Linked DNA regions of Homo sapiens: region 1 is linked to region 2. Evidence: read pairs that join two places in POLR2A ChIA-PET (ENCODE). Cell type or tissue: GM12878. All regions are shown on one strand.

Region 1 (5,000 bases), 55 kb after region 2:
ATTTGATTGTGTTCAAAATACAAATTTCTGGAGGGGCGTGGCGGCTCACGTGTGAGACAGGCAGATCGCTTGAGCCCAGGAGTTCAAGACCAGCCTAGGCAACATGGCAAACCCCATCTCTACAAAAAATACAAAAATTAGCTGGGCATGGTGGTGCACACCTGTAGTCCCAGCTACTCTGGAGGTTGAGGTGGGAGGATCAGTTGAACCTGGGAGGTGGAAGCTGTAGTGAGCCATGATGGCGCCATTGCACTTCAGTCTGGGTGATAGAGACCCTGTCTCAAAAAAAAAAAAAATTTTTTTCTGTGCAAAAAAGACACTACAAATAATGTGAAAATACAAGCCACAAAATGTGAGAAAATATTTACAACACATAATTAGAACTACATATACACATATATAAAGAACTGTAAATCGAGAAGAAAATGAAAACTAAAAAGAAAAATGGGCAAATCATGTGAACGTGAAAGTCACAAAGGGGAAACATCACTTGTAGTTAAACTTATGAAAAGACATCAGCCTTATCAGTAATTAGTTAAATAAAGATTAAAACAAGGTGTAGGGGCCGAGCGCGGTAGCTCATGCCTGTAATCCTAGCACTTTGGGAGGCTGAGGCGGGTGGATTACTTGAGGTTGGGAGTTGGAGATCAGCCTGGTCAACATGGTGGAACCCCATCTCTACTAAAAATACAAAAATTAGCCAGGCACGGTAGCACGTACCTGTAATCCCAGCTACTGGGGAGGCTGAGGCAGGAAAACTGCTTGAATCCGGGAGGCGGAGGTTGCAGTGAGCCTAGGTTGCGCCACTGCACTTCAGCCTGGGCGACAGAGCGAGACTCCATCTCAAAAAAACAAACAATAAAAAAAAACCAGGTGTAGGACTGCTTTATATTCATTATAAGAGCAAACTTTTTTTTTTTTTTCTTTTTTGAGATGGAGTCTCGCTCCGTCACCCAGGCTGGAGTGCAGTGACATGATCTCGGCTGACTGTAACCTCTACCTCCTGATCAGCCTCCCAAGTAGCTGGGATTACAGGCACACACCACCAGCCTCGGTGAATAGGGATATAGCTAAAGGGATAATGTTGAGTAGAAATATGGATTGATGGGCCGGGCACGGTGGCTCATGCCTATAATCCCAGCACTTTGGGAGGCCAAGGTGGGTGGATCACTCGAGGTCGGGAGTTCAAGACCAGCCTAGCCAACATGGTGAAACCCCATCTCTACTAAAAATACAAAAATTAGCCGGGCATGGTGGCAGGCGCCTGTAATCCAAGCTACTCGGGAGGCTGAGGCAGGAGAATCTCTTAAAGCCAGGAGGCAGAGGTTGCAGTGAGCCGAGATTATGCCACTGCACTCTAGCCTGGGCGACAGAGGGAGACCCCGTCTCAAAAAAACAAAACAAAACACCTATGGATTGATGGATGTAGCATGATACCATTTATGTAAAATTTAAAGGCATTCAAGACATCATTATAATAAAGTCCAAAGTCATGTTTGGGAATGATAACAAAGTCAAGGTAATTGCTGCCTCTGGAGAGGGAGAAGAGTAGAATCAGAGATAGGTACATAGGTAGCTTCATTTTTATACGAACTGTTTTATTTCTAAAAAAGATTTGAAGCAAATGTAGTGCAATGTAGGTTTGGTGTAGCTGCATTGTAGCTGCATGGGGTGTTTTATATGCTTGAAATATTTCATGGAATAATTTTTAAGTGAAGCATGTAATTATAAGCTTGTTAATTCTGTTTAAGTTTTATAGCTAAGTGAATTTTAAGTGAGTTCTAGACATTTATTGTAAATTATGTGATAGCACATTATTTTTTATTTTATATTCTCGATTTTTGTTTTATGACTTTAACTAAATTTCCAGTATTTAAAAGGTTTTAGATTTTCTAGCTTCTCATTTTTTTGTATGTTTTTCTTTCATAGTATGAAATTAATCTTTTGGAGCTGATCCAGAGAAGAAGAACAGTAAGTAGAAGATTTTCTAGAAGTTGGAGAAAAATACAGAACTAAGCAGTATGGCTGTATAGTTAGGACTTGTGTTTGGGAGACAGTGTTGATAAAACTGTGGTGATATGCCTATAATGGATATTTGTAATTATTTGTTTGCTTCATCAGTACCATTAAGTGGTCAAGTAGGAATGCTGTTTTGGACAAATATGATTAAGTTGAGGCTCTGTTTTTTTATGTCCCCCTTTAGCGCATTGGATATTCATTTAAGAAGGATGAGATTGAGAATTCTATTGTACACCGGGTACAAGGTGTTTTCCAGCGTGCCTCAGCAAAATGGAAAGTGAGTGATCAAGGCATCCTTAACTTTATGAGATGTGAAGATAAGTATTATACATATTGTATTAGGGATTCAAATGCAGTTTTCTATTTTTATCTTGGGTATCTTTATACTTACTCTAATGATGGTATCATTACTCAAAACATTTTTTGAGCCACTTAACAAACCAGTAAGAAAATTGATCTTATTACCTTATAGTTATTCTATGAGGACAGTGCTGAAAACAGTGTATTTGATACATTACTAAGGATTGGAAATTTGGGAGATATTTGTATATATTTGTAAGTACACTGAAGACTTAGAGCTAGAAAATAAATGGTTATGTAGGGGCAATACCTCAGAAACTTGATTTTTTTTTTTTTCTTTTTTTTTTTTTTTTGAGATAAGGTCTCACTGTGTTGCCCAGACTAGAGTACAGTAGGGTGATCTCGGTTCACTGTAACCTCTGCCTCCCAGGCTCAAATGATTCTCCCACCTCAGCCTCCCCAGTAGCTGGGATCACAGGCGCATGCCACCGTGCCTGGCTAATTTTTGTATTTTTGGTAGACATAGGGTTTCGTCATGTTTTTTAGGCTGGTCTCGAACTCCTGGGCTCAAGTGATCTGCCCACCTCAGCCTCCCAAAGTGCTGGGATTACGGGAGTGTTTGGGATTGGGTATATTATATGAGAAGTATTTTGGATTCTTGGTAATGACAAATTTTATATTGCTACCCCAGATTGAGATTCTTTAAGAACTGCATTAAACCAACTGGATAGATAACAAAGTTTTTTTGGAGCATTGTGAGTGGGAGTTGGGGGAAAGGTTGAATTATCATAGTTAAGAGATCGGAGGCCTTTGTGAGGAAGAGCCAGATAGGATGAGAGGTGACTGGATTTTCTGAAATCTGCTTCTTTTTTTTTTTTTTTTTTTTTGGTGGGGGATGGAGTTTTGCTCTGTTGCCCAGGCTAGAGTGCAGTGGTGTGATCTTGGCTCACTGCAACCTCTGCCTCCCAGATTGAAGCAATTTTCCTGCCTCAGCCTCCCCAGTACCTGGGACTTCAGGCACGCACCACCGCGCCTGGCTAATTTTTGTATTTTTAGTAGACAGGGTTTCACCATCTTGGCCAGGCTGGTCTCAAACTCCTGACCTCAGGTGATCCACCTGCCTCAGCCTCCAAAAGTGCTGGGATTACAGGCCTGAGCCATTGTGCCTGGCTTTTTTTTTTTTTTTTTTTTGAGGTGGAGTCTTGCTCTGTCACCCAGGTTAGAGTGCAGTGGCACACAATCTCGGCAGCTCACTGCAACCTTCGCCTCCTAGGTTCAAGTGATTCTTCTGCCTCAGCCTCCCTAGTAGCTGGGATTACAGGCACATACCACCACACCTGGCTAATTTTTTTTGTTTGTTTTTTTGAGTTGGAGCTTCCCTATGTTGCCCAGGCTGGAGTGCAGTGGCCCGATCTCGGCCTCCCGGCTTCAAGCGATTCTCCTGTCTCAACTTCCTGAGTAGCTGGGATTACAGGGGTCTGCCACCAAGTCCGGCTAATTTTTTTGTATTTTTAGTAGAGACGGGGTTTCACCATATTTGACAGGCTGGTTTTGAACTCCTGACCTCAAGTGATCAATCCGCCTTGGCCTCCCAATAATCTTTGTAATTTTAGGTTAGGTGGGGTTTCACCATGTTGGCCAGGCTGGTTTCAATCTCCTGACCTCAAGTGATCCGCCCGCTTCGGCTTCACAAAGTGGTGGGATTACAGGTGTGAGCCACCGCATCCAACCTGAAATTTGCTTGTTTTTAGCAAAATTAATTAATGCAAAGGTGTATTATATGTAAAGGTCAAATTTGGGCAGCTTACTACATTGCTTTTCTTGCAGGACGATGTTCAACTTTGGCTCTCCTATGTGGCTTTTTGTAAGAAGTGGGTGAGTAAAGCCATGCATGTCTTGCTTCCTCTGACCGTCTTTTTGTTAATCTGCCCTTTAAGCTTCATGCCAGATGTTTTTTCCTGAAGTGTAGGGTTAACATGAAAAAAGAACCCAAGAAGGCGGAACATCAATATAACATTGGATATCTGAATGACTATGGTTTCCAATTCAATTGAAAAGAATATAATTTTTACGTGTGTTTGTTCAATACAGTTGACTTTTTAAAAAGATATTTAAAGTGTTTAGTGGTTTAATTGAGGTAGAAAATTTTGAGGGTCTGTGTTCGTTTATATATCCCTAGCAATAGCATGTCATGCTCCATTGGATTTTACAGTTGGTAAAGTTAGGGTACATATTACTTAGAGAGTAAGATCAATGATTTATCTGTGCAGGAAGTAGAAATATTTTCCTTTTTTACAGGCTACTAAAACTCGACTTAGCAAGGTATTCTCTGCCATGTTGGCGATTCATTCCAACAAACCAGGTATGGTGAAATCTTTGTCAATTTTTCTATGTTTTATTTAGACTCAAGCCATTTTGGATTTTATTTCGATTGATGAATCTAAGAGAAATTATTTTGAGGACTTGAGCTTAGGCAGTTGGCCTCAGCAGTTTTTCTTACTGAATAGCTGCCTCATAGTTCACCCCTGCCTACTATATACTAGTTACTGTCCTAGGTGTTGTATCTGCAGGCAAGAAGGACTGTATTTCTTTTTTTTTTGAGACGGAGTCTCGCTCTGTCGCCCAGGCTGGAGGGCAGTGGTGTGATCTTGGCTCACTGCAACCTCCGCCTCCCAGGTTGA
Region 2 (5,000 bases):
AGCCAAGATCGCACCACTACACTCCAGCCTGGGCGACAATGTGAGACTCTGTCTCAAAAAAAAAAAAAAAAAGGCTGGGCGCGGTGGCTCACACCTGTAATCCCAGCACTTTGGGAGGCCAAGGCGGGTGGATCACGAGGTCAGGAGATCGAGACCATCCTGGCTAACATGGTGAAACCCCGTCTCTACTAAAAATACAAAAAATTAGCCAGGCGTGGTGGCACGCACCTGACCCAGCTACTCAGAAGGCTGAGGCAGAATGGCGTGAACCCGGGAGGCGGAACTTGCAGTGAGCTGAGATGGCGCCACTGCACTCCAGCCTGGGTGACAGAGCGAGACTCCGTCTCAAAAAAAAAAAAAAAAAAGAACTAACCACCATTTAATAGCTCATGTTTTTCTATCACCTCCTTCCACCAACAAGTTTCTGCAAGTGACTTAAGACAACTGTAGGTCTAAAATATAAAAGACCGTGAAACACCAACTTCTTTTGAACAGATAATGCTCATATCTTGGTTTAGTTTATAAATTACTACAAATGTCATAATAAACTCAGGCATTTATTTGACTGAACTAACTTTTGGGCTATACTACTATGGTATTTTTATCTTGATACCCCTTGAACTTTGAGGAATGAAATATATTGGGCTCAGGAGCAGACATACTATAACTTTGGCAGTGCTAAAGGAATATGAATTCTAGTGGAAGACTCCCAGACTAGACCTGTACAGATCTGGGACCCAGTCAAACTGAAATAGTACAAAGAATATATGCCGGGCGCGGTGGCTCACGCCTGTAATCCCAGCACTTTGGGAGGCTGAGATGGGCGGATCACGAGGTCAGGAGATCGAGACCATCCTGGCTAACACGGTGAAACCCCGTCTCTACTAAAAATACAAAAAATTAGCTGGGCAAGGTGGCGGGCGCCTGTAGTCCCAGCTACTCGGGAGGCTGAGGCAGGAGAATGGCGTGAACCCCGGCGGGCAGAGCCTGCAGTGAGCTGAGATCGCGTCACTGCACTCCAGCCTCGGTGACAGAGCGAGACTCCGTCTCAAAAAAAAAAAAGAACATAAATGGAGGAGAGATACTTTTGTGTACGATTTAAGATATTAACTTCTACTAACTAATGTTATGGAACAACAAAGATTTATCATCTTTTTTCTTTTTTTGAGACAGAGTCACACTCTTGCCCAGGCTGGAGTGCAGTAGCACAATCTTAGTTCACTGCAACCTCTGCCTCCCGGGTTCAAGGGATTCTCCTGCCTCAGTCACCCAAGTAGCTGGAATTACAGGTGTACACCACCTCGCCTGGCTGATTTTTGTGTTTTTTGTAGAGAAAGGGTTTTCCCCTGTTGGCCAGGGCAGTCTCAAATTCCTAGCCTCAAGTGATCCACCCACCTCAGCCACCAAAATGCTGGGATTATAGGTGTGAGCCACTATGCCCGGCCTGTGTTATCTTTTAAGAATTTGACAATAGATTTTAGAAGCAAATATTTATATTGCTGGCATCATATACTGGTGTTTAGGGTCCTTCCTACAACCCTGTGTGATAGGTTTAGGAGAAAAATAAGATTACCTTAATTTGAAATAAGAAATAGATTAAAGGAGGCTGGGCGCAGTGGCTCATGCCTATAATTCCAGCACTTTGGGAGGGCTGAGGTGGGCAGATCACCTGAGGTCAGGAGTTCAAGAAAAAATTAGTTCGGTGTGATGCCGGGCACCTGTAATCCCTGCTACTTGGGAGGCTGAGGCAGGAGAACACGGGAGGCAGAGGTTGCAGTGAGCGGAGATCACGCCATTGCATTCCAGCCTGCACAACAAGAGCAAACCTCCGTTTCAAAATAAATAAATAAATAAACACAAAAATTGGCCAGGCTTGGTGGCTCCCACCTGTAATCCCAGCACTTCAGGAGGCCAAGGCAGGCAGATCACTTGAGCTCAGGAGTTCAAGACCAGCCTGGCCAACATGGTGAAACTCTGTTTCTACTAAAAATACAAAATCAGCTGGGTGTGGTGGTGCACGTCTGTATTCCCAGCTATTCAGGAGGCTGAGACAGGTGAATTGCTTGAGCCCGGGAGGTGGAGGCTGTAGAGCCAAGATCGCGCCACTGCACTCCAGCCTCAGCAAGAGGGAGACTTGGTCTCAAAAAAAAAAAAAAAAAAAAAAAAAAAAAGGGGGGGGGGGGGGGGCTGGGTGTGGTGGCAGGTGCCTGTAATCCTAGATAATTGGGAGGCTGAGGCAGGATAATTGCTTGAATCCAGGAGGTGGCAGTTGCAGTGAGCTGAGATAGCACCACTGCATGACTCCATCTCAAAAAAAAAGAAATAGATTAAAGAAAGTTAATAATGTAGGGTCTTAGCAGTAAATTTAAAATGACACACTTTCTTAATTCATCTTAGTGCCTCTGGGAGCAATACTGAGACATTCATAAGAATCTTGAGAGGCTTAAATGGCCAACTCACTGGTCCTAGCTAGACCCTAAAGACTCAAAAAATTCTCTTCCAAAACTACCAGCAGGAATTTATGTAACCCTCTGATTTTAATGTTTGAGTTGCTATTGAACCCACCAGGTCAAAAGGAACAAAATTACTGGGGAAACAATTGTTCAGAGAGAATTGAACAGTATGTATCTCCCACACACTCTTACTTAGGGAAGCTCTGTAATTTCAAACCCAATGTCACAATGAGATAGTAATAGGGTTTAGTAGTGAAGGTAAACCTTGATGAGGAAGATGAAGAGAAGGGTCCAGTGTTCCTGTTGTTGGTTCATGCTTCCTTCTCACTTGAACCCTGAAATGACTATAGGGCAAACTTTTAATGTGGTCAGGAGAAAAGAAGCAGGGAGGTCAGACCAGGATCTTACTACAGTCTGTATTTTAAGTAAAAAAGGCCCTGAGGATCCCAAGAGCTCTGTCTAGGGTGGGTGACCAGACAAGAATCTGGAATATAAATTCTAGTAAAGAAAAATGTGCGTGCACTGCGAATATTCTCAGTTCTATCTTATAGGGTCTCCCTGGGCATTAACAGATATAACAGGTAACAATTCAGGATCTCAGCTTCTAGAATGGACTATCACAGTTTATTTACAAGTCAGGATTGCCTAGACATGGAAATATAAATTATACTTCAACCCCACAAGATTGCAGGATATAAAATAAAAAATATCATTTTATAATCCAAGTAAAAAAATCACTTAATTCCAAAGCCAAACTTAAAATAGAAGGAAGCCAAACTGAAAAAAAGGAAGTCTTTTACCAGTCAACAGAACAATGGGAAAACAATGAGATGCATAAATGATGCATCATTAAGTGTATATCCTATCTAAATTCGTAAGCTGTGATTTAAAACTAGGAGGAAAAGAAAAATGCATTGTGACAAATTTTCCAACTCTATTTTTTCAAGAATCTAATATTTTTAGTTCTGCACTCTCTAAAGGAGTTAATGAATGAACAAACACCACCCAAGCTGCTGTTTCTCCTTAGAATATTCAATTTTCTATCAAAAATATCAAAAAATAAAGTTTACGTGTCAAAAAATAAATAGAAGCATACTATCTAGAGTAGACAGATATCAGACTAGTCAGAACATTTAGGGATTCGTTCTAGGTATATATTTGATAATGTACAACAAGTAGATTCTGTCCAAATGTTCAAGTTTCTGAAACTATGTGAGAAACATATTTCAAATATGAAATAAAAGTTATGAATATGTTGCCTGATAGATTTAAATGAGAAGAAAAAGATGGAAAAAAAAGAGAACCCCTCTCATATTTGAGAATAACTTACAAGATACGTGATATTGTGAAGTCCCTGCCACAGTACCTAGCACATATACTATAAATGTGAGTATCCCTCTTTAAATGAGGTGGTAGAGTTAAGACCAACGGCAGAAGTCAGAGGTTTCACTCAAAATGGAAGAAACTGGTAATAAAGATAAACAATAATAAATACAACTACACTGGAGGTATTCAAGCCACAGCTTAAGTATTCTCTGCCAGGAATGCTACAGAAATTAATTTCTGACTTGTGTGTGAGTTTGGACCAAACTGACCTCTAAGATTCCTTCTAACTCCTTATATCAAGGTGATCACTAGGAAAATGATCACTGTAATTTTTCCTCTTTCCTAAAGTATATCACTTAATGTAAACTGATAGATTATCTTACCTATGAGATTCTTGCTCTCCTTTCATTTTCTCTACTTTTGATAACATATCATCAACTTTAAATGTTTTCCTGGAAGAAACAGATAAACAAAATAATCACTTCTCAACTGGGAAAAAGAAACAAATTATACTTTATTGTCACTCTAATAGGCAAGATGGAAACCAGATTTTGATTATTTTTAGTAAGATAAATTATGGATGATTAGCCATAACAATGAATACTATGGAGACGGTGTATAATACAGCACACGAGCCTTCAAGCCCCATCTAAAACGCTAACTTGTTTTCATTAAACCTTTTACCCAATTATTCCCAAACCAGTGATTTCTCCTTACCCATGGTACTTGGTTTATATTTATTTTGACACTTACTTTTCATTCAGTTTCCTACACGTAAAACTCATGTAAATATTTTATTTCTCCTACTAGATTATATATTCCTGAAGGGCAGTAATTGCTCTTCTTCAAGGAAAGCTATGCAGTGCTGGCATAGTGCCTTATACTTGGTAGGTATTCAAGTATCTGTTGAATTAAGCCAAACAAATATAAATTATGTGTATTCTGAAACACTTAACACGTCTACTAAGCAACACAACAAATATGTACTAGCACCATCACATAAAAAAAGAAATATTCTATAAAATATATTTGAAGTTCACAAGGTATCCTCAAAGATTATCAGCAAAGCCTAAAGCTCAATGATATGTCATATTAAAGAGACAGTTGTTGACATCATGAAAAAATTTTGAAGTTAGGGAATGATCCATCAAATCGTAATAAAACTACTACCTTTTAACTTGACAAGTTTAAGAGAAAAAAGCTATTTCCCAAAAAATAGAA

The links. ChIA-PET counts read pairs that join two places held together with the same protein. Peaks named below come from ENCODE experiments on the same cell type or tissue, not always from the same donor. Only the 100,000 strongest peaks of a DNase experiment are listed, where the experiment ranks them.
Region 1: POLR2A ChIA-PET joins it to region 2 with 8 read pairs; 4 of 35 experiments call an interaction of 5 or more read pairs at or near these places.

What each region holds. Positions count from the first base shown.
Region 1 is chr17:31,891,941-31,896,940 of GRCh38, reverse strand. It overlaps UTP6 (UTP6 small subunit processome component), which reads left to right. Exons shown (of 19, transcript NM_018428.3): 3 at 1,930-1,971; 4 at 2,204-2,296; 5 at 4,147-4,194; 6 at 4,618-4,681. Among named protein-coding and RNA genes, the nearest start is that of UTP6, 7.3 kb to the left of the region's middle. In GM12878, no CTCF peak of the experiment used is centred here; no DNase peak of the experiment used is centred here.
Region 2 is chr17:31,946,848-31,951,847 of GRCh38, reverse strand. SUZ12 (SUZ12 polycomb repressive complex 2 subunit) reads right to left here. Exons shown (of 16, transcript NM_015355.4): 4 at 4,163-4,231. Among named protein-coding and RNA genes, the nearest start is that of SUZ12, 12 kb to the right of the region's middle. In GM12878, no CTCF peak of the experiment used is centred here; a DNase peak (open chromatin) is centred at 2,147.